Regions from separate parts of the Mus musculus genome. Here regions 1 and 3 are each linked to region 2. The links are chromatin loops, found by intact Hi-C in ENCODE. Cell type or tissue: heart. All regions are shown on one strand. Region 1 overlaps Mir100hg (Mir100 Mirlet7a-2 Mir125b-1 cluster host gene). Region 2 holds the start of Gm36170 (a long non-coding RNA gene). Region 3 overlaps Mir100hg (Mir100 Mirlet7a-2 Mir125b-1 cluster host gene).

Region 1 (8,000 bases), 430 kb after region 2:
GGGGCCACAGAAGAGAAGAAAATAGTAGGGAGTGGAGAAGAAAGGAAAGAAATTCAAGATGGCCAACAGCACCTTACCAAAGCGCACAGCTAACTAAGAATGTCCGCTTTTGCTCGAATTTCTGATGCTGTTTTGGTTTCCTGTGAGACACAGGCCTTCACAGCTGCCTATTTGGCTCAGCTATGATCAGTGATTTTGTCCTTTAAAAGGTTGTGCTTCAGGGCTCCCAATGGAGGAGCTAGAGAAATTACCCAAGGAGCTAAAGGGATCTGCAACTCTATAGGCGGAAAAACATTATGAACTAACCAGTACCCCGGAGCTCTTGACTCTAGCTGCATATGTATCAAAAGATGGCCTAGTCGGCCATCACTGGAAAGAGAGGCCCATTGGACACGCAAACTTTATATGCCCCAGTACAGGGGAACGCCAGGGCCAAAAAGGGGGAGTGGGTGGGTAGGGGAGAGGGGGTGGGTGGGTATGGGGGACTTTTGGTATAGCATTGGAAATGTAAATGAGCTAAATACCTAATAAAAAATGGAAAAAAAAAAGGTTGTGCTTAGAGCTTTATACCTCTCCAGCACTGGGCCTGTCACATACAAGAGAAGATAGGCAGGGGGAAGATGACATCACCATCAACCACTCCTTTAATCTACTAAGAAAAAAGGAAGCAAAAGGAAGATTCCTGTCTGACCAGGGAAATCTCAGGTCCAGGTGTCTGGAAGGACCCCTCACTAACTACATTACAAGAGAGGACATTAAACTGTGTGGGCAGTGACAGGGCAGTGACCACCATCATCAGCAATGAGGAAAGAGCCCTGAGCTGTGGTCTTTGGTACCATTTGTGTTTTTGAGCTCCCTGGTTTGTTGGACTTAGTAGCAATAAGATTCTTAAGTCAAAGTCTGATGATGCAGTTGTCCACAAGAGTTTTCTTCTATGTCTGTAGTTCCTTCTATCATGTACAGTGAGTCTCACTATGACCCAAAGCACAAGGGATGGCCATGCAAGCACAAAGGGACCCAAGTGAGCACAAGCCTGTCTACGTGTTCTCACACTTAGCCTCTGCTGCTCCCAGCACCCAGGAGTAGAGGGATCTCTCAGAGTGTGTCTGGCAAGAGATGCCTCAAACCCTGTAAAAAGCGGGAGACTCACATATCCAACCAATTCTGTCTTTAAGTTTCCGCTCAGAATTCCCTGGTACTCTGATTACCCACGTCTAAACTTTGGCTTCTCCACCCATAGAGTGGAAGCTGTAAAATTGGTGCATCTCAGAGAATGACTGAGAAAGGTGAAAGGAATAGTACTGAACTATCAACACAGGACCTGGACAGCACTGAAACAGCCAAAGATGGCTCTGCCCCTCTTGTGAATATTACCATGGCCATGTATGGATGGCAGAAAGCAGAGAGAGGAGAGGAGAGGAGAGGAGAGGAGAGGAGGAGAGGAGAGGAGAGGAGAGGAGAGGAGAGGAGAGGAGAGGAGAGGAGAGGAGAGGAGAGGAGAGGAGAGGAGAACAGAGAGACAGACACAGAGACACAGACAGACAGACAGAGAGGGAGGGAGAAGGGTAGACAGACATAGATAGACAGAGTGAGACAGGGTAGGGAGAGAGGGAGGAAGGGAGAGAGGAAAGGAGGCAGAGACAGAGGGGAAGGGGGAGAAGGAGAGAAGGACAGATAGAGGGAGGGAAGAAGGAAGAGAGGGAGGGAGGAGAGAGAGAGAGAGACAGAGAGAGAGAGAGAGAGAGAGAGAGAGAGAGAGAGAGAGAGAGAGAGAGAAATATCAGTCACCCCCACAGCCTGCCTATGATATCCATTTTCAGGAGTACAGAATATGTCTCCAGGTCAGGCTTGCTCTCAGAGTGAAAGCAAGGAACAGCACCAGAAAGGCCTGCCCTCACAAGATGGGCACCATGCCGGGTTACGCCTGGTCCTGAGGAGACATCGCTAAAGCATTTCAACAGGGCTCCTCTGAGCCAGCTCCTGGGGCACACACAAAGACCCATTCAGGGTGACTGCAACTCTGAAAGCCAGCAGATGCTCTGAGGGGCCTGGGAAGGGGTGGAGAAGCCACACAGAGCCTGGCACTAACCCTCTGGGCCCCGCCCTGGGCAAGTGGGCCTGGAGGGCTTGGGTCTGCAGCCACTCCACAATCTTTGTTTCTCCCTCTATTTCTTTTTCTGACCACGGTCCAGGGCAACAAGGACACCAGCTGCCATAGAATAGATTGAATAACGTCCCCCGAGGAGGCTGGAAGCACCACCTCTCTAATGCCAATCCATTTGGCAGGGTATTCAATCGAAACAGGCCATTACTAACTGGCTTGCTATTGCCAAGTGCCTCTTTAAAATTGTGTGTGTGTGTGTGTGTGTGTGTGTGTGTGTGTGTGTGTGTGTGTGTGTGTGTGTGTGTGTGTGTGTTTTCATATGTATATGTATTGGTGCATGTGCACATGAGGATGCAGATGTGCTGTGTACATAGACCAAAGTCATCCTTGGGAATTTAAGCCACTCCCTTTAAGACAGGATTTCTCCTTAGGCTAAGCTGGCCAGTGAACTTTGGAGATCGTCCTGCTTCTGCCTCCCTCGAGTTGAGGTTGTGAGCCTCTACCACCACACCCAACATTTTTACGTGGATCCTGGGAATCGAACTCAGACCCTTAAGCTGGCAAGGAAAGCATTTTACTGGCTGATCCATCACCACCACCATCCTGCCCAGTCTTAAAGGTGCCTCTTTGGGGAGGGAGGATATACCCCTCAGAGGTTCCTAGTCTGAGCAGATACAGGCTAGAACATGGAAGTGAGTTATTCCCCAAGATTTACAGGTGGCTCCCTGTCCTTTAGCCTCTAATTTCCTACCTGCCAAATGACCTGTTGGAACTCAGAGTAGCTACCATGTGCTTCATCTGAGCAGCAGCCTGGTTGTGGGTCCCTCCTTCCTCTCCATGTCATGTTGACTTGCAAGGAGAGTTCCTGGTCTAGGTGTCCAGCTTCAAAGATGCTTCAAGGACCACATTCCTTGGATGCAGACAAACAGGATTACCTGCTTTGCTCTCTCTCTCCTAATACACAGAAGGCTGTTGTGTGAAGGACACAAGCAAACCAAGAAGCAGAAAACAGAGACTCTTGAAGTCATCAAGGTTGGATGACATGATCTATAAGTCAGCATCCCATTCTAGAAAAGAGCTGAAAGGACTTCTCAAATCAAGGCAGTTGTAGGTCAACCAATCACTGCAGTCCTCTGGATGTGTGTATTTATCTGGACATCATGCTCTCTCCCAGCCATTTAAAAAAAGTATATGGAAATTGTCTGCTTGTCCTCTATGTTCCCAGTGGTCAGTTGCTGTACTTAACACCAGCACCTCCCAGTGCTAACACAGAGCAGGAATTTAGTAAGTGCTTACTGAGCAAAATGAATGTGCCCCCTCGCTCGAGGGCTCTTGCTGGCACAGCCACTCACTTCTTCTCTTTCCCAAGAGTATCATGTAACCTTTGCTCTCAGGAAGTTCTGACTTGCGTTTATCTCAAGTCTCTTTTATGCATATATTTCTGAGTTTTATTTTTTCCCTTCTAATTTCAAAAAACAATTGCTGGTCATGTGCCTCACGCTTATCAGAGTAACTGCAGAAGTCAGCCATTCTACAAAGTCAGCTTTATTTAAGGAATTAAATTGGAAATGAGCATTTGAGATCTCGGGGCCACCTTTCCCTTTTGATAGACAAATAGCAAAGAATTTTTTAGATGAAGTTTGAGACAGACACAGAGGTACACCTGTAATCCCAACACTCTACAGGCTAAGGTGGGAGAACCATAAGTTGGAGGTTAGCCTATGCTACAGAGTGAGACCTACCTCGAAAATGATACCTAGAGGATTTTGATCAGCTAGAGTCTTGGCATTACAGTGACGTTTTGAGGTGAGCCTCCAATATGCCATGCTTATATTACATGTGTAAGTATATGTTTAAGGGACAAATGTGTAAGAACCTATTGTCAAGAGCTGATCAGACTAGAACAGGGAACCATCGGAAGGCAAGAAAAGCAAACCTTTTCTCTCTGTGGTCCTTTGTTTAAAATCACTAACTCATTGGTGAGGATGCAGGAAAGTCCCAAGAGTTTAAACAACACAATGAACCAAAAATCAAACTTGAGAAAACTGGGACGGGGGTAGGGGTGGGGGGTGGGGGCTGTCAATTGGTACAAATTGAGGATGTGATGAAAGTCCATTAAAGGACAAATGTCATATGCCCGTTGCCCTTTCAAAAGAAATGTTTGTGCGTTTTCACTGCTAAAGCAAGTTTCCACTGACCACACATTCAGAAAGCTAGCAAGAATTGCCCTTCAGCAGCCCTCAAACTGGCAGACTCCTTCCTTCTGGCCAGTGAGCTCAGGGTCTGCGTGACTGCAAGGCAAGTCATTTGGGGACACTGGAATTCTGAGCTAGGAGCCAGACGAGGCAACAAAGATAAGGTCTGGACAGAAACCTGGCAGCCTAAGCAACATCTGCTGGGACCAAGGGTTTGGCTCTGGCTCCTGCCGGGCTTGCTAGGGCTGCAAGCCGGGAAGCAGGCCTGTGGTGCTCCTGACAGCAGGTGGCGCAGGAGAGCAAAAACCAAACCCGGCAGGACCCAAGAGGAAGCAGGAACCATTGTGTTCTTCCGGCCTTTGCAAGTAAGCACCATTGTCAAGGGAGGCCACGGAGACCATGCTCGCCTCTTAACGTTCCACACATTTCCTCGGTGGGGTACAAAGTTACATGTGGGTCTTTCTCAGGGAAAGAAAAAAACAAGATGGGCCTAGAGATAAACCTTTCAGGAAATGTGCCACGAAAATCCAAGATTCAACATTGTACATTGATTTCAGAAGCCGGAGCTGAAAGGTGCAAACCACTCTGAACTCTGAGACAGGGCATGACCAAAGTTCAGTTTCTGAAGTTCCATCCACATCTAAAAAACAAAACCAAAACAATAACAAGGAAAACACCCACCTAACGTGACTGGCGGCAGTCTAGAACGCAACAGTTTTGAATAGCCACAGCAAGAAAGAAAACACAGGTGCATCTTTAATGAGACTAAAAGAAGCAACTTTAATGTCTCTCTCCTTCTAAGCTTGTCTCCAAATACATCCTTTGTGGGAAAAGGCAGTGTAAAGGCTCCCTTCCCACATAAATACCCAGAATTCCTCATATTCTGTGTTCCACAGGGAAGAGAAATTAGTCCTTCTTGTTCATTCTTTTTTGTTTTTTTTTGTTTTGGGGGGGTTGCTTGTTTGTTTGTTTTTCAAGACAGGGTTTCTCTGTATAGCCCTGGCTGTTCTTGTTCATTTTTATAGTATCACAAATTTAAGAACCTTATGCAGTAGAAGATTCTAAGTGCTGGCGGTGGGGGTGTACCTGACGTACAGGGTACAAAAGAGCCCTTCTTCTCAAATACACAATACCCCGTGAGCCTCAAAGCAGTAGGGGGCAAAGATGTTCTTCAGCTGTGTAGGTTGGCTTGGGGGGAAACCGTGAGTAAACGAGAGGAATTTTCCTTGTTTTTCCACTTGGTTTCCTTTTGTGTTGGGATTTCTTACACAGGCAAGGAGCTCTCTAAGCACCAGTGTTATATAAACCAGTGTTCAAAGTTTATGTAAGCGTGGAGAGCAAAGAGCTCCCTGGCTTAGAGAAAGTTGGTGGAACATTCAATGCATTTGTTCAACATTCAAGGCTCCCCAAAGCTTCTGGACGTTTTGCTTCACTAGTAGATGTGTTCTGGATCTATCATATGACCTACCTGCTGCCGTGGTGGATGCCCACACCATAGGTGTTTCAATGACAGAAAGTGTGAGTCAACAACAACAAAAAACAAAAAGAAACAGTTAACAGTACGAAGAAGAGAGAAGTCAATACCTCGGGGGCCGGGGGAGGGGGTCGGGGGGAGGGGGAGGGGGCCGGGGGAGGGGGTGTCAGGTCAGGAAACATGATGTGGAGGGGTATGGGTGGGAGTTATTTTATGTCCTGTGCCATTGTATATGTTTGAAATGCCTTTCTGCTCCGATAATTTTCCATTTGTGAATGATTTCTGGTCTTCCCGAATTGGTCACACTGTAACCCCCCTAAATCAGCATCCTGACCCTTACGAATCCCAAAGAAGTCTTCCACAGGAATGACACTCAAATCTTGATCTGTTACACTCGCCACTCGCCACCTGGAAGAGCATTTGGGTTATTTCACTCACTGCCTCCTACAACCTGCACCTAAGCCGCATCGCTAGCTACAATCAGAATGGGCACAGTTGCACCTCCAGTAGAAGATAATTGCTTTAGAATATCATCAATATTCTATGCTTAACATTCTCAGCATGTTTTTAATTGTAGCAGTCTTACTCTAGATAGCACAAGATCCTGCCTCAAGGCTCTCCATGCCCCTTCAAAGCTACAGGTTCACAGCCTCTACACTGGGTCTCCCCATCTTAACAAAGAAAAGGAGGAGTGTTTCCACTCATTCCCAGCAGACTGGAAGAGGACAGACACTAAGGTCAGCTTGAGACCCATTTTGCATGGTTGTTTTCCAGTCTGCATTGAGTATGACTATTCGATAGAAATGAGGTCTGAGTGATTCAATTTGACATGATAGCACTCTTTCATTTAATTTTAAAATAAATAAGGCTATCAATTTTTTTTTATTTAAACGCAGTTTAATGGACTGTATGACTCTGACACGTAGCAATCTGTTAAACCCATGTTTGGTTTCACAGATTTGTAATGCTGCGTAGTTTTAGTGGTGATTATCTTCTGAAGATCTGCTGGCTCTTTCTCTCTCTCCTCTTCAGGGGGAAGCTAGGAGATCCAGATGGCAAGGAAGGACTCTGTCAAACATATGCAGTCTCATCAGAAGGTGCCCATTCTTACAAACACCTTTTCCTTTACCTCTTTATGTAGCACACGAAGACTTAGTACACAGACCACAACTGGTCATACAGAAATCAATGGGACGTGGGGAGCCTAGCTCCAGTAGATATTTCTGCAGCATACATCGCCCCTGCATCTGTGGTTCAGAGCCCATCAAGGAAGAGGGGGATGGAAAGATTATGAAGGACCAGAGTACCATTCTCTCTTTCTCTGTGCTTCCTGTGTGGTGATAACGTGTGGTCAGCCTGTCTGTCTGTCTGTCTGCTCCTGCCTCCGTGTTTTCTCTGTTTGTCACCTTGCCTTTTCCTCTATGATGACTCTCTCCTGAAACTACGAGCCAAAATAAACCCTCTTCACCTCTAAAAACAACAAAAATAGAAACAGCTTGGATTTCTTTAAGCCCCTTCCACCCAAATGAATCTTCTTTCCACGTGTATTTATTCCGGTAGTTGAAGTTTCAACCAGGGTGATTATAACAGTGTTTCTCCACTGTCCCACCTCAGGAGACATAGGAAACTGTGTAATTTCATGATTGGGACCAGTTGACTAGGATTGGGAAGGTTTTTAAGTTATTTATTTATTTATTTATTTATTTATTTATTTATTTATTTATTTATTTATTTACTATGTCTATGTATGCATACATGTGTGGATATATGTGTACCACATGTATGCAGTGCCTGAGGAGGTCAAAGGGCATCAGACCCCCTGAAAGTGGAGTTACCATTGATTCTGAGCTAACTGGTATGAGTGTTGGAAACTGAGCCCAGGTCCTCTGCAAAAGCAGTAAGCAGTTTTATCTGCTGGGCTATCTCTCCAGTCCCCAAGGCTTGGTGGCACCTTATATGAGGCTCCCTGACAATATTAATTACAATCAATTACATTTAGGACAAAATATCTTTGAGTGATAATGTTCTAAAAGATAGAAAAATGTGGCATTTATGTAGTCTCTTTAATGACCATTTCCTATTTAGCAGTGCCTACCAGCTGATCTCAGATAGTACAGAAAAAGTATAAACTGTTAGGTGGTTGAAAATGAAAAAAAATAAGAACAAATAAAAAGGTTTAAAAGAAATACTTTATACTACAAGCAAAGAGCTTCATTGTTGTTAAAGA
Region 2 (8,000 bases):
GGGCTTATGGGATACCTCAGGGGTAATGTGCCTACTGCCAACCTTGACCTGGTTTCACTCCCTGTGACCTACTTAATGGGAGGAGAAAACTAACTCCTGCAAATTGTTCTGAGTGGGTCAAGGTGCACAAGTACACACATGTGGGTGCTTTCCCAATACCCCCCCTCACACACACTACGTGTGTAAGTAAAAATGCAATAAAAGCTTTTAAAAAGAGAGAATGCTGTGGAATTGCCCGAGGGATTCTTCTCTGCCAGTGTGGATGGACAGGAACCAAGAGGCACTGTTGGAACCACAGACTCCTCCACAGGGATAAGAAAGCAGCTCTTAATGGTTTCACTACTGTCTTTAATCACCAAGAAGGTTGCCTATAAGGAACTATCAACAAGGCAGAAGACCCCAAAGTCTCACTGCTCTCCTCACCCGTGGTACTGGTGGAGTCCAAGAAATGGTCGTGAGTTCTTCTACTTTCCAAACGTCCAGAGGATGTAGACATGGATGCCGTGTTCAGCCAGGGAAAAGAAACAGTAGTGATCAGAACGTGGGTGGGGTAAGCTGGCTCTGGCTGTCTGAACCTGATCTGTGCAGCAAGTTTTCAGCTGCTTGTCTTAGTGTGACAAGACATCAGAGACAAATAAAGAGAAGTCTTACTGTGGGTCACAGTTCCAGTGGCTTCTGCTTATGACAGCCTGACTTTATTGTTATGGGCCTGAAGCAAAGTTGAATATTGTGGAGGGAGAGGGAGAGACTGAAGACAAGATGTTCTCTTTAAAGGCATATTGTGATGTACGTCCTACTTTTGTTCTCCTGATGGTCCATTCAGAGACACATGTTAGATCAGAGCTCTCATTATCCTATTTCAAGGTTTCATCTCTGAGCGCTGCTGCACTGAGGACCAGTATTTCAATTATGAGTCTTTGGAGGAACATTTCTTAATTCAAATACCAACAGTGACATTGTGGAAGATGAGGAGGAAGAGGAGGAAGAGGAGAACAATGAGGAGGAGGAGGAAAAAGAGGAGGAGGAGGGAGGAGAAGAGGAGGGAGAGGAGGATGTATTTGGGAAGACTGGTGGGCTGCTGAAGAGATCAAAAGCCTCTTCATGTAGGAAGTACCTGAAGGGTCAGAAAACACTGAAGGGGGACAACTCAAGAGTTTTGTTCAATATTAGAAAGGCTTTCTGCTGTTGCATGAATGCTATATGGGTCAGCTATGTGAGCAAGAGAAGCGAGCTAGTCAGGGTTGTGAGAAGGCTGAGCTGCTGTTGCACAACTTCCTCACCTCAGGAAGGACTGGCCATTGTGTGCAGGACCAGGTGGCAGACATGGTGGAAAACCTTGCAGTTTGCGATACTTGGATGGAGTGTGAATTTATTAAGAATTTACTTTTGGAGACTTGCTTCAAAAGTATTTTAGTGGGAGAGGTAAGAGAATGAGAAAGAGGAATGGAGTGAAAATGACTGAAGTTTATTAGAATTAAAAAGAATTAAAAATATAAAGAAAGTGGACTCCAAGGGTGTAGTTGGTAGTATAGCACGTGGACTGCATGCTTGAGACCCTGGGTTTAATCTGCAGCATCAAATATGAATAAATAAACGATCCAACTGCAGTTTTCTACCACTTGGCAGATCTAGCAGCTTCCCTTTGCACTTAGAAACAGTTGCTCACTGCCCAGGCGTCCATGGTGCCTGCTGATGTGGTCCTTTGAAGTTTTATCTGCAAAGTTCTTTATCTTCTGACTCACTCCCTGGCTCATCTCTCTTCTCTCCCACTGGCCTCCTGTAAATTCCTCTAACCCTCTACATGGGCTCCCACCTCAGGGATTTTGCATATGTGACTCTGTAATCTGGAATGATCTTTTTCATCCTTCAGAGCTTTGTTGAAATCTCACCTCTTATGACCACTCTCCTTAGCAGATAGTCTGTTATCTTCCACTAATTCCTCACAGTGTTTTGAATGTTGTAATTACGTATTCAGTCATGTCTCTTCTAGCTCTAAACACACAGACACACACACACATATGTACACACACACACAAACATATATACACACACATGTATCTCCAAGTTCTAAAAAGGCATCTAGCTCTTGTTACTTGATAAAGAACTGTAAAATAAAATGAAAACAATCACAAGAGTGTTAAAAAGAAAATAAATATAGCGTGTTCTTTTAATTTTTTAGGAATCTGAGAATGTTTTTTCTAAGTGCGGCCTGAAACCTCAAAGTTATAAACACAAAGACTCCCTCCCAACTTTGACAATGTTAGGCATTTCATAATTAAAAGAAGATAAGCTGAGAAATAAAAAACCTTCACAAATTATAGAAGAAATCTCTTCAAATCAGTAAGACTAGATGAACAAACCTATGGAAAATGGTTTAATAAATTTCAGAATAAAAACAAGTGAACATTAAACACACTTAGATGTTGTTACTGAAGACGTTGGGTTTTCTAGGGTGTGGGCGGCGTATACCTGGACCACAAACACTTGGGAGGCTGTGGATGGATAATGAGTTCCAGGCCAGCCTGGGCTGTACAAGACCTGTTTCAAAGCAAACAAATAAACAAAATTGAAACAGACAGATGGACAGGTACCTCATCAGATTTTCTCCTGGTCGCTCCGTAAACACTCTGGTGGTCTGTGTGCAGAAGTAGTCAGGTATTCGTACACCATCATACACATAACATAAACAGCTAGCATTCTTGAATGTATTGCAAATTGGTGTCAGTTTTTTTTTTTGTTTTTGTTTTTGTTTAGAGATTTAGCCAAGTCTATTGAAATTTAAAATGTGCCTTCTCTTTAACCCAACACTGTTTTTTAAGTGTTAATTTTAGGAATTCATTCTTAAATAATCCTGTCCCAGACTGCAACACAAATCCAAGTCTTTAGGTTTAGCATTGTCTTCGTAAGCAAAAAACGGCAAACATCTGATGATTCAATACCATTCATACAAGAAATGCCGACATACCAAGCAGCTATGTAAAAGAACCAGGATCCAGGTCTATTTGGGAGTTTCATTTGGGAGACACGTGACTAAAGTGAATGGATGTCTGATAACGTTCTATGAAATATGAAGATTTGTGTATTGATAAATCTCATGAATATGTCTAGATAGGAAAGAAAACGCAGCGATGGCTGAAATGCTGAGCTATGGATATAATTGGGAAATTGGATTTAGGGAGAAAACTCCTTTTTATGGCAGACATTTTGCATCGCTTATTTTTGCATTTGTTTAACCAACGGGGAGGGAGGAGAGAGGGGGGCGGGGAGGAGAGATTTTCCTGGAAGAAAAATGGCGACTTTTTCCTGAGTGTCACTCTGTGCATGGTGGGAGTTGTCCCATCTAGCTTTGAGGCAGAGCAGACGCTGTGTCAATGGTTTCCCTTCTCTCTCTCCCATTCTAGCTGTAGAGGGAAAGGCACGTGGACATGGCAGGTTTTTTTTTTTTTTTTTTTTGCAAGTGTCATGAAATCTGGGTTGGGAGACACCTATATCAACTCAAAAACCTTTCAAACAGAAGATTGCCATCCCACTACGCCTGTCAGAGAGGGTGGCTGGTCCCAGAAAGTCCTCTTGTGTGCCTTCGTTGCCAAAAAGTCCAGCAGTCCTCTTTCTCCCAAACAGCTCTGGACTGGAGTCCCCCTCCTTCTGACTCTCAGGGAGGGAGTCCACAGGCCACCCGCTCCATTGCTCCATCCCAGCCCTGGCCCCGCCACTTCCCAGCAGAGCTTGGCTGTTCCTTGAACTTTCAACGCTGGTTTGATTTCCTCCTGGGGTACCACATGCTGCTGTGCAAACAGAGCACGTGGTCCCGCTAAACAAAGGAACAAGTGTGCTGCAAACCATTCCCCCCACCCCGTTCCTCCTCCCCCTCCCCCGATCGCGCCGGCTGCACCAGGAGAGGGCCAGGCCTTGCTTGCACTGCCATTTGTCACCGCAGCCCGCACACCCCGCCAGGCCTCGGGGCCCCGCAGGGATGGAGGGGGAGCAGGGGCTCGAGCCTCTGCTGCTCCCATCACCGCCCTGGAAATAGCATCTGAGCTCGCACCACCCAGCTTTCCCCCCCCTCCCCCAAGCTGCTAAGATTTCATTTCACCTCCGACAGGCTTCATGGGGACTCGCTGTGAAAAGATCACTCTCCCGGGACGCGGGCCGTGGGAGGGGGCCCGGGACTGTATACAGCTGTCAAAACGTCTCCAACAGGAGGCTGAGGCCCAGCTGCTCCAGCCTGGCTCAGGCGCCGGGCACGCGGGGAGCACAGTGGACCTATCAGTGCTGCACCGAGCGGTAATTGCATTAGGATTAGTTATCTCCCGCGCCTAGCTCATTAGCCCAGAGGATGGCTCGCATCCAGCACGAGGATGGCACCGGGAGAGGGTGTGCGTGGAACAGGTCGTGATAATGAAAGACTGCTCTCCTATTCTCCGGCTTCCCACCCGGCCCTGTATTCTCCGCCTCCCTCTTCCTGGAAACCTCATTTCCTGACTTTTTCCTGACGGTCTTATGAAATGTGCAATTTAGGAAGATTGCAATGAAGAAAACCAAAAAACCCACCACGTAGGTGGGGGAGGAGGGATTGGTGCAAAGGGTGTGGGGCCAGGCAGGAGTCAAGGCCAGCGGGGGTGGGGGGTTGTAGGGGGGAAGCAAGCGCTTGGCACGCTCTTGAGGCCAGTGCTAGCAGCTGCAGAAAGCTTAGACTATCTGGAGAGTTCAGCCTAGGACCAGCCTGAAACAACACCCACTCAGACTGAGGTAGTCTCACCTTGCTTAGAGGCTCCCTTAGAGGAACTAGCTCCTGGCAGATGGGACTCAGCCAATAATTTTTTTTTAATCGCACCTAGCATTACCTGAACATTGCCTGAAAAAAATTCTCACACTGAATGAGAATTTTGAAAAAAGACACACGTGGGACTGATGAGAGGACTCAGCTGAAAAAGCACTTGCCTCACAAACAAGCTCTGAATGCGAATCCTACTGCATCTAAAACCCGGGTCCGGGTGGCCTGCCTGAGATCCCAGCTCTCAGGGGCGGGGAGGGGAGGAGCCCTGTGCTTGCTTGTTTGCAAGTCTTGCAGGATCCAGGTCCAGTGAGAAACCCTGTCTCAAAAACAAACAAACAAACAAACAAACAAACAAACAAACAAAAACACACAGTGGAGAGAGATAAAGGAAGGCAGTGCGTTCACTTCTGATCCCCCCCCCCCACATACACACTGCAAGCACACATGTGAAGCACACAAACACACAAAATTAAAAATGAACAAAAGTCGTCATCAACTCAGGGTAACTAAGAATAAAAACTCAATCCCTACCAGACTGATCTATCACTATGTGGGTACTCTGTCAGGCAATCTAATTTTTCTAAAGATCCATATATTTCCGCAGGTTTATTCGCCCATGTGGAAATTGCCCAACATAGACCCAAAGTCATCGTATGGTATTCAGTAATGTTAGTTCCTCTGTGTCTTGTCTCCCTTAAGTAGAGCTAAACACACACACAAACACACACACACACACACACACACACACACACACACACACACACACACACACACACACCACTACCAAAACTCTTTGCTGTCTCAGGAGGAGGTGATTAACATTCTCACAGCCCATCTGAAAGGGCCAATGGAGTACAAAGTTGTTTTATAATTAAGAAATGTATCAAACTCTGGGTAGGACTAATTGCTGTGCAAATTTGATTGAGGCCTGTGAGGACAGGATTGCCTTTAATGGCTGCAGCATAGGGGACCATTTAATATGCTTCAGGAAAAGTCCAGTACCCAAGCCTCCACACTGGAGGCGATTGCATCACCAGCCATTAGGAGCGCTCCTCCATGGTTCAGAAGGAATACACCAGGGCTTTGCTTAAATAATTATTTTGAAACTGGGAGGTTTATGGAGAGTTCAGGGTTCAGATTTAGAAATGTCAGAAATAGAGTTTTTATTTGTTTCCATTGCACGTAATGAATTGCCCTTTAAATAATGAAGGGAGGAAATGCCAAGTGTTACATACTCCAGTGGACTGCCAAATGTTGAATCAGCCACCCCCACCCCAACTTTCTCCTTTGGGACTGGGGCTTCAAAGCCACATACATTAGAGAACTGGAGCATTTAAAAAGTCCACAAGAATCATTGGTTTACAGAGAGCTACATCCTTTCCTTAAGTCTACAGTCTGAGCCTTTCCAACTCCTTGGCTCTCCTTTGTCATTGGGGATCCGCAATGGTGTCTTAGGTAAGGTTTCTATAACCGTGATAAAAGCAACTTGAGAAGGAGAGGGTTTATTTCGACATATAGCTTGGAGTCCATCATCTAGAGAGAAGTTCAAGCACTAAATCAAGGCAGCAACAGAAGCAGGGGCCATAGAAGAGTGCTGCTTACTGACTTGCTCCCCATGGCTTGCTCACTCTGCTTTCTTACACCACCCAGAACCACCAGCCTAGGGGGTGGCACTACCCAGAGTGAGCTGAACCCTTCCATATCAACCACCAATCAAAAAAAATGCACCACAGGCTTGCCCACAGTTCAAACTGGTTGGGGCATTTTATTAACCGACATTCCCTCTTCCAAAATGTGTCAAGTTGGCATAGAACTAGCCAGCACCAACGGTATTGATGGGAAGTGGGCAGTGAAGAGGAAGCCTTACAATAGCTCACTTTGTGTCTTAGTCACATTTTTATTTCTGTGAACATGGTGCTAGAGCGGTACCTGGGAGCTGGGAACTTACATCTGGTCCACAAGAAGGCAGAGATGGAGATACAGAGAGAGCAAGAGAGTGAGAGAGACAGACAGACAGACACACACACACACACACAGAGACAGAGAGACAAAGAGACAGAGAGACAGAGAGAGAGCAGGAGAGTGAGAGAGCTAGAGACAGAGAATGAAAGAGAGACAGTAAATGAGAATGAGAGACATAGACAGAGACGGAGACTAGGGCTGGTCTTAGCTTTTGGAAACCTCAAAACCCACCCACAGTGGCACACCTCCTCCAACAAGGCCACACCTCCTAATTCTTACCAAAATAGTCCCACCAACTAGGGGCCGAGCATTTAAATATATGACCCTATGGGGGGAGGGGAGGGTCATTCTCATTCAAACCACTATTCTTGGGTTTGACTTATTTGTATGGGATATAACTATTGTTCCTTTGACAGAAAGTCCACATACATGTGGTTAACTTTGTAGGAATGAGGAATCCTCCTCCTGCTGGCTGATGTCCCAGGTTCAGCTTCTCACTGGTAAGTATTATTCACAGCCTAAAGAACTGATGGTGGTCCTAACTACTGGAGAATAACATGCTCTAAGTGACGCTTTGTTTCTTCTGAAGCCAGCAGCTTTCTCTTTTACTTCTGCAGTGCTGGGATGCCCTCACTAGATACTGTTAGCCTGCTCTAGAACTCTATGTCAAAGCAAGTCTGTATTCTTCATAAGCCACCCAGCCTCAGGTAACTCTGCTCTAGTAACAGAAAACAGACTCCAACAATGTTAAATCCAGGTCCGCACTCTCTTATCACCAGAGTTCAGTCTTCAGGAGCTTCCTTGTTTCTCCCATGATTCCATTTCTCCTTGGTGAGGTTTCAAGGTGGATCCTTCTCTATTTCCAGGCTGCAGTTATCCATGCCCCTCAAATGAAGTCAGAAGCTACCCACAACATGGAGTCTCTCAGGTCAGGGATCAGCCTGGAAAATGATTGTTTCAAATAACATGGAGCAGTCTAGGGCAGGGCATTGCTTGATCCCAACAGCCTGCTGTGGTTAATGCTTCTTATTTGCCCAGTGTGTTCTATGCTTTTCTCCTTCTGTGTCTCCTGTCGTGGTCAAAAGTCTCCAAATTCTCCAAAGCACACACTTCTCATTGCCCCAGTGGAACCTCTTTCCTTCTTAGCTCCTCCAGGGAGTTTTTCTAAACAAGTGTGGTCCCTATAAGAACAGATACCACACAAGCCAGATCATTCTGTCTGTCTTACCACACACATGCTTTGGGTGCTGATATTCATGAA
Region 3 (8,000 bases), 420 kb after region 2:
CCCTGCCTCAGTAGGATGTGCAGGCTTCGAAAATTCACACGTGCTGCCCACAGAGGAGTTGTAGCTATTCAAAGATAACTATTCTGTTCTCATTCTTCTACCTTGGGATTTGTAAGCATCTTTAAAGGCTTGGTAATGAGTATATTCAGCGTTGCAGGATATACTGACTTCCCAGAACTGTCTTTCTGGTCGAAAATGTAGCGATAGACAACATGTACACAGACCGAATTTTATTTTAGTAAAAATGTGGTTGAATAGACTTGACCCATGAACCGCACATGTAACTCTCTGCCATACGTGTTTAGCAAGAACAAAACATCAAAGGTAGAGAAAAATGTCTAAACTTGTTTTCTGGCACGAGGAATAATAGTGGTGAATTTTGTGAGACCTCCAGATGTCTCCTTAAGGTCCCATCTGAGATGAGAAGGTTTCAACCATGTTCAGTATTCTTACCACCATCAGGAGACACATAAAGCTATAGGACTTTTCTATACCTACCTCTGGACCACACTCTTCCCTGAGAAAGACAGTTCTGATATTGTTAAAGAAAATATCAATCACACTTGTGGTAAAAGGTCACTACATTTTTTAAACAAATTGGTCCTTTGAGCAAGATGAATTCTAATGGATTGGTTTATTAACCTAAAGGTTGAACCAGACTGCGAGTAACTAACTGATTTGTTCATAATTAGTATTATTTATAATTATTTTACTTGGGAAAAATATCACCTTAAATGTCAGGATGTTTTTTAATTGCCTCAGATGAGATTCAAAATAATTGACTTTGCAAATGTATTTTTAAAAACTCATTTAAAAATATCTGAAATTGCTGACAGTTTGTGTAGAAGAGGCAACATATCGATATTCATTACTATGGACAGAGCAGAAATTGATCCATGATTTTTTTAAGCCATGTGAATTGTGATCACTTCTGGACTCTAGAACAGCCAAATTGCCCATGAAGAAATTCATATCCTTATTCTTCATTAAGTATGCACTTGAGTGTCCTATGTTAATATTTATATATACTTTTCATTAAGTGCAGAATGAATATATGTTTGGAAGGAGAAGGAATGTGTATATATGCACACACATATAGTTGTATATGCATGCGCATGTGAGTGCATCTGCATATATATACATGTATATGTATATATATGTGTGTGTGTATATATATATATATATATATATATATATATATATATATATATGCGCATGTGTGTGCTTGGTGGTTTTAAAAAACACAGCCTTTGGATAGAATAGCAACTATTGTGCCTTTGGATAGGATATTAACTTTCTACAGGTGAGTAGGTAGGTGCCTTAAACTAAGCATCATTCTAAATATTTGCTCTATCACTTGATTGGTAGAGATGAAAAGACGCAGGAGAAAGTTTCCTTTTATTAGCAGCTGGGACAAACGTTTAAAATAATTGGGAGGTGTGGGGCAATCACTAGCAGAAACCCAGCGGCAGCATCATGAGGAGAGCTGGGCACTTGTCAAGTCACAAACCATTGATGTCTGCGGGTCAATGGTGCTCTTCAAATGTATGTTTAGATACATGGAGGAAGGCTTGTGAGAATTCCAGGTGACAGAGGAAGGAGAGATATCAAACACTTCACAAATGGCCTACTCTGCCTTCCCCATCTGACACACTCACAGCTGAGGAGAAGCAGAAAGAATATGGCTACAGGTGTCAAAGCCAGCTAATGTTCTCATAGGCAACCTCCATTAGCCTGATCCAAGACACAGACCCAAGTCTATGTCTGACACATTTTGGTGAAAAAAAAAGAATCACAAGTGACCTGGAAAGAACATTCTAGAAGGGGGGAGATTACGACGGGATTATTATTATCACAGCCTGTCATTTGCTTCTTCTAAATAGTCCCACCATATGCCCAAGACATGACATTGACTCCTGTGTCCAGGACACAGACATCTCACTCCCCCAGGCATCAATCACTTATCTGCATGAGAAACCGAGCTGAGGCTAGAAAAAGAGCATTTGATGCTGTCAAAAAAGGGAGCGAATATGAAGTGTTCCATTTATCAAAGAGATTAGTTCTAAAAGTCTGGGGAGCTACGTGTACACAAGTAGGAGACTGGGTTATGGGTGTTGACTTACATGCATACTCCTCTCTCCCAGACTCAGCAAACTCCCTGCTGAGAGTAGCAAGGCTCTATTAACTGATTAATTATTATTAATGCCAACTTTTATTTAGCTAGCAATTATAATCTATTAAGAGCATTTCTTCGCATCCTCTTACTTATTCAGTCTTTGGAACAATCCTGTAAGGCTTGTCAGTAATATATTATTATCTCCCTTTTTAGACAAAGGAAAAGGAAACTCCGGGGTTTCCTCGCTTAAGCTAATCCCACCGATAAATGGCAAGTTCTAGACCAGAACACAGAATTTCTGACTGCCGGTCCACTCCCTAGAGGGGCTGTGGAAAACCCAAAGGAAGAAAGGGAAAGTGGGAAGCGTTGGTTCAGAAGTGAAAGAACCCGGAAAAGCCTGCAGACCAGAATTCCTTCCAGTTTAGGTCAAAGTAGGAGTAGGTGTGGCTCTGTGACACACAACTGAAATGATTAGGTCGATTGACTGTGAGCCACATTTGCTCACGCTGAACTTCCTTAAGCAAGTGGACCTTCGATGTCAATCTCTCCGCACACTTGTTTCTTGCCAAGTTTCTTAAGCAGCCTAGTTGGAACCAACTTCAGACTCGATTCAGATTCTATTCTCAAGCTCTGCCTCTCTCATACAGCAACCTTGTTTCTTTCTTTTGTCCTTTCTGCAAGCTCACTCCTTGCCCTCCTTTCTTCCTTGATGATGTTCCCAGTCAGTGCTTTCCCCCTTAACCTCTACTGACCACTCTCATTTTGGTCTATCCATTTTCCCATGTCCGGGGGTCTCCTGTGCCTCTTTACCCATGAGCCCCCTGGCCATCCTCCCTCAGGCTCTCACCTGTACTCAGCAGCCACAGGCACCACAGGTTGCCCTTCTGATGTCTTCTTTCTGTCCGTCTGAGGACTCCAGACTGTCTCCAGGGCCTACAAGCTGGAACTGTGCAGTCTTCGGGCTCTTTGTTTTTTCGCTTCCTTGGTTCACAGCGCTAGTAAATAACAGCACACACTAAAAGATGGTTTCGGCTATGTTTCTTGCCTCCAGCCTCCAGCAGTGTTATCTCAGACCCCAATATTGCAACAAAGAAATCTCACAGTTGGCTTAGTGAAAACCAGTACAGGACAGGAGCAGAAAACTTCAGCGCTTCCCAAATTGCTCAGCCCCAGCTGCCCTCCGGGGGCTCCCCCTAGTGGGAGATGCTGAGCACGACAGGCCAGCACTAGGTTTGGGTTGGTGCCTTGGGGTGGGAGGAGGGGAGTGCATCGAAAGACACAGAGTACACTGTGTCCTTCTGTGAGCAACAGCCTCTGTGTGATTTGCAGGGCTGAGGTCCTCTGAAATTAACCAGGGAAATCCTTTGGATATCCAGCGTTCTTAGGACCTGGAAGACCCAGAGTGCAGGTGAACGTAGTCTGAGAAGACAATAAGCTTACAGGGCTAATACTATATATGCACATGGTGATTGGCGATCATTTGCTGCTGCTGTGTGTCCAGTTTGGACTGGTTAAAAAAAAATGTCACGCAGGCACTCAGTCACACATGGCCGTTCTGGAGAGACAGGCACGGTCTCTGAAGTCTGAGAATAAGCATAATGGTCCAGTTTCCTGGACTCTCCTGGCCTATGGTGTCCCAGGGACCTTGGCTGCTTTCTGTCGCCCACTGTGATGAATGCAAACTGCATATCCAAATAGCATCCTCCTCCACAGAGATGCAATCTCATCCATTCTAACCTGCCCAGCAGGCAGGTAGAAAGTAAGAAATCGATAATTCTCTTCTGCAGAGACTTAACAAGTGGTGCTTTTGGTGCTATCAGTCAAACCAAGGGTGAAGGGAACATCGGGACTGATTTTCCTGACCTCCCGCCCAGGACACCCAGACTGTGCTCCACCTCTGGGGATGAGGGAAGAGAAGCTGAGTTCAACCTCAGGGCAGGGCAGCGAGCTTCACCCTCTGAAACAGGGATTGGCCCCCCCCACCCTGCAATGTGAAAATAGTGTGTTTAGCAAGATGCAGAGAAAGGCAGCAGCCTGCTCCTGCAGGCAAGAATTCAATTCATCATTATGTCAAATGGGGAAGGGGACCCATAGGACCAGCTGGAAGCTCTTTATTTACCAGTTAGTGAAGGGTAAATGACCAAGGAGATCTTCCAAGTTGATGACAGTGATTTGGTGCTGATGCTAGGTAGCCACCCTCCTTGTGATACAATCTCCTTTCACCATCAGACCAGTTGGGAAACCTTGACTGTGAGATTAGAAAAGCCCTATTTTGGTGATAAAGAAACTGAGGTCGGAATGGTTAATGGACCAGCCTGTGATCAAATCGAAATCTCTGAAAGCTTAGAGCCCATTTCACATGGCATACTACCACATGGTCTCATCTAGCAATCCTGGGGAGTGGGGCTTTCGCAAGGAATCAACATAAAACACTTCCTATTTACTCGGCAGACAAAATCATAAGCCGAGGTTCACTCATCTCTCTTCAATTCTACTACCTTCCTGCAGTGCTGGGGGCAGCACTGTACTGAACCACATGGGTGTTCAACCAACCAACCCAACAAAAACAGCAACAAAAGACTTAAAGATGGGCATGGTAATGCAGGCCTGTAACTCTAGAATGCAGATGGTGAAGGCAGGAGGGTTCAGAGTTCAAGCCCATCCTCGACCATGTAGCAAGTTCAAGACCAGCCAACGCTCTATAAGACTGTTTATCCAAAGAAAGAAAAGGCAAAGTTGGACTTGGTATAAGATGGATGGTAACATTATATTTCTTAAGAACTATGGTTACTTCAAGGGCTCTTTTATGGACACTACAGGATTAGTTTCCAAATAGCAATAGCAACCCAAGTAAAAGAAGCTTATGATATTAAGATGCCAGTGGTAATGATAATGAAGAAGAAAACCCAGTTAATGGTATGATTATTGATCATAGTGGGTCAATCACTATTTCTCAGACCTGTCCTGGGTCCTTGGGTTGAGCAAGAGTTAAATGACTCTGACAGTGTGCTTCAGTTCTGTTATAAACTCACATCAAGCCAAGCCAACCAACCAAACGTAAACAACAAAAGATTCAAAGGTGGGCACTGAAGTGCAGGCCTGTAATTCTAGAGTGCAGATGGTGAAGGCAGGAGGATTTGGAGTTCAAGCCCATCCTCAACTATGTAGCAAGTTCAAGACCAGCCCAACTAAGACTGTTTCTGAGAGAGAGAGAGAGAGAGAGAGAGAGAGAGAGAGAGAGAGAGAGAGAGGTCAAAGAACTGTAAGAGAGTTGCAAAGACTTGAAGGGTTAGTCTCACTCTGCTACAGAGTTTCCATCAGAGTCCACAAACACTGCTCACAATGTAGCACTGGTATACTGAGCATGTAAGTAATGACTACTCAGTGGTGAGAAGCAAGGAATTGAATGAGGGAACAGAGTTGGGTCTTGTTCCCTCAGAGTTATTCAGAGCATGCATTTCTGCTTTAGACCCCACCAGGCAAAGTGGGGTGGACCAAGGATGTGCAGAAACCATAATTGCCAAGAGATGTGAAACCAGGCCATGGGAAATTTTTAAAATGGAGCTGCTTAGATAAAGACCTAAATTTATCATTAATGTTTTCAAATATCCAAGGGGTTATCAAGTGGAAAGTAAATGATATTTGTTCTGCCGAGCTTTAGGGGATAGAATGGGGTCATATATTCCAGACAAAAAGTCCAAACAGAATGCCTTTTGACTTACTCAAAGAACAGTGTTCTAAGAGACATGGCAATACATGTTTATAGTCCTTGCATTTGGAAGGTAGAGAAGGCAGGGTTACAAGAGATCCCATCTCAAAAAACAAATTCTGCACTATTGATAAGCCTATAATTCAGTAGGAATTAGAAGTCACTTCTTATCTAGAAAAGGCTAGGGAGTCTCTGATTTTGGTCAAAGAGAAGACCATCCATTGAGGCCAGCCAGATCGAAGTGATGTTTGAGAATCCTTCTAATTCATAATCTTTGGTTGATATATATATATATATATATGGATCATAGGAGAAACTACAAACAACAAACATGTGGCCTACCTACACAGCATTTCATCTCCTGCTAAGGGACCTCATGGTCTAATCCGACAGCCGTCTAACTCCTAAGTGTGCTTCATTTCTTTTCCTGGCTTTCTCTAAAAGACTAACTTACCCACTCAGGTAAAGACTATAAGGCCTCTTAAATAAGGCTACTGACCTTCAGTTTGGTGGGAATCATTGAGAAAAACGTATACTTCTGCTCTCTGAGTAAACGACACAAGAAGCAGCTCAGATTTTAAAGAGATGCTGAGACTCTACTCCATTTGCAAGCTACCCATGACTGAAACCCTTCCGTGACTTCTTCAGGTGAGAGGCTGACAATCTCTGCAGGCAGCCTCAGGGAGCCATTTGGTTACTGAGCATGCTCCTGGGGCTAAGGAATAGTCACTTGCACATAGTATGTGTCAGCAAGTCATGGAAACAAGGGAGAAGAAAACAGAACCCTCAGAGTGGCCCCACATTGGCATTTCTTAGTCATTCAGGGTTGAATGCCCCACCCCGGTGACATTGCTAGTTTACCCTGCTCTGCCCCATTTTGTGATATTGATAAGTTTTATAATGCAGGCAGGAAATATAGAAAAATAGAAACAAGATAAATAAAGAAGGGTGACTAGGTTGCTAGGAACGAGGGAGGCAGGAATATAAGGGAGCTTTGGAGCCCCTTGCATGATATATGCTGTAAAGGAGCTGTAGAGATTTGGAGAGGTGCACAGCTCATGAAGGAGGCAGGCAAGAGAAAGAACACTCTGACCAAAGAAAGGAGGGAAAAGCTGAAATTGGAGGGTGGAGGAAAAGACAGGAAACTGGGACAAGAGAGGGAAATTTAGAGGGATGGTGATGGGAAGTGAAGTCCCAGAGAGGTACTGGATAGAAAAGACTTTTCCAAAGCGACATGGATGGTATCAAGAGATGATGGGATGAGTATACAGATTCACATGGCAGGCAAAGGAAAGGGCAAGAAAGACCTAAGCAGAGACATGGAAGTTAGAGTCATCATGTGACTTAGTTTCTCCATTTCTCTGACTAGTTCACTTTACAGAGAAACACTCCTAAGAGCTTCCTCCGGTTGTCAAGGACTGCAAATACATCACAACAACAGGATGTCAATCAGGTGTAGATAGAACACCTCCTATGTGTTCAAACATGTGTCAGAAATAGAGTAAAAATATTAGTAAAATGCCTTCCGCAAAGTGTCTCACGGTGCTCAGAGCGATGCTAAGGTAATTGTATACAAAAGGAACCTGGTGGGACCAGGCCTGTCCTCACAGTAGTCATAAAGGACCTGGGAAAAGAAGAGGAAGTAATAGCCAAGTGTCAGATTGGAAGGCTCGTGAGACATACTGGGCATCAGCAGCTGTCATGTCATAGACAGTTAGTTTTTAGCCTGGGACTGAAAGAAAGGACCCCTAATCTCAGTTGTTCAGAGAAAGGGCCACTTTGCAGTCAGTGGATACCCAGACCAGGATAGGCCTCAGGACAGTAGGAGTGAGCTAACTAAGATCTTTTGATAGATCTGCTTTCCCTGCATGGCGTGGTCAGATCCACTGATGTGCCAAGTGAGAAAATGGTCCATATGCAACCTCCCTGCTCCCCCGCTTTCCTGTCCACTTTGCTTGTCTGTCTGCCTGGTTTGCCGAAGAGCTCTTTATTCTCTTCCACTCCAAATGCCTCTGTTTCAGGGAAGCGTTTGCATTTTCCTTGGCCTAGGTACAGCTTGACGAATTCTTTTAGGCTAGGCCAATTACAACAAGCTCGAAAATTGCTGAGCCAAGTGGTTTCTTCAGAGATCTGCTTACATTCCCACCCCCGTCCCTGCACAGATCAGGGGGCCCC

The links. Peaks named below come from ENCODE experiments on the same cell type or tissue, not always from the same donor. Only the 100,000 strongest peaks of a DNase experiment are listed, where the experiment ranks them.
Region 1: a loop joins it to region 2, with 2.4 times the contacts of the local background. A loop is called at or near these places in 4 of 42 quality-filtered maps.
Region 3: a loop joins it to region 2, with 2.4 times the contacts of the local background. A loop is called at or near these places in 4 of 42 quality-filtered maps.

What each region holds. Positions count from the first base shown.
Region 1 is chr9:41,458,505-41,466,504 of GRCm38, reverse strand. All of the region lies in intron 3 of Mir100hg (Mir100 Mirlet7a-2 Mir125b-1 cluster host gene), which reads right to left. Among named protein-coding and RNA genes, the nearest start is that of Mir100, 69 kb to the left of the region's middle. In heart, no CTCF peak of the experiment used is centred here; a DNase peak (open chromatin) is centred at 4,484; H3K27ac peaks cover 1,350 bases.
Region 2 is chr9:41,886,751-41,894,750 of GRCm38, reverse strand. It overlaps Gm40513 (a long non-coding RNA gene), which reads left to right. Exons shown (of 3, transcript XR_003948132.1): 2 at 7,187-7,239. It overlaps Gm36170 (a long non-coding RNA gene), which reads right to left and starts at 4,489. Exons shown (of 2, transcript XR_379303.2): 1 at 4,094-4,489; 2 at 2,352-2,538. RefSeq lists an enhancer at 2,238-5,741. In heart, a CTCF peak has its summit at 3,929; DNase peaks (open chromatin) are centred at 3,960 and 4,090; H3K4me3 peaks cover 1,460 bases; H3K27ac peaks cover 3,112 bases.
Region 3 is chr9:41,470,117-41,478,116 of GRCm38, reverse strand. The region is part of intron 3 of Mir100hg (Mir100 Mirlet7a-2 Mir125b-1 cluster host gene); the gene reads right to left. Among named protein-coding and RNA genes, the nearest start is that of Mir100, 57 kb to the left of the region's middle. In heart, no CTCF peak of the experiment used is centred here; DNase peaks (open chromatin) are centred at 2,546 and 3,336; H3K27ac peaks cover 920 bases.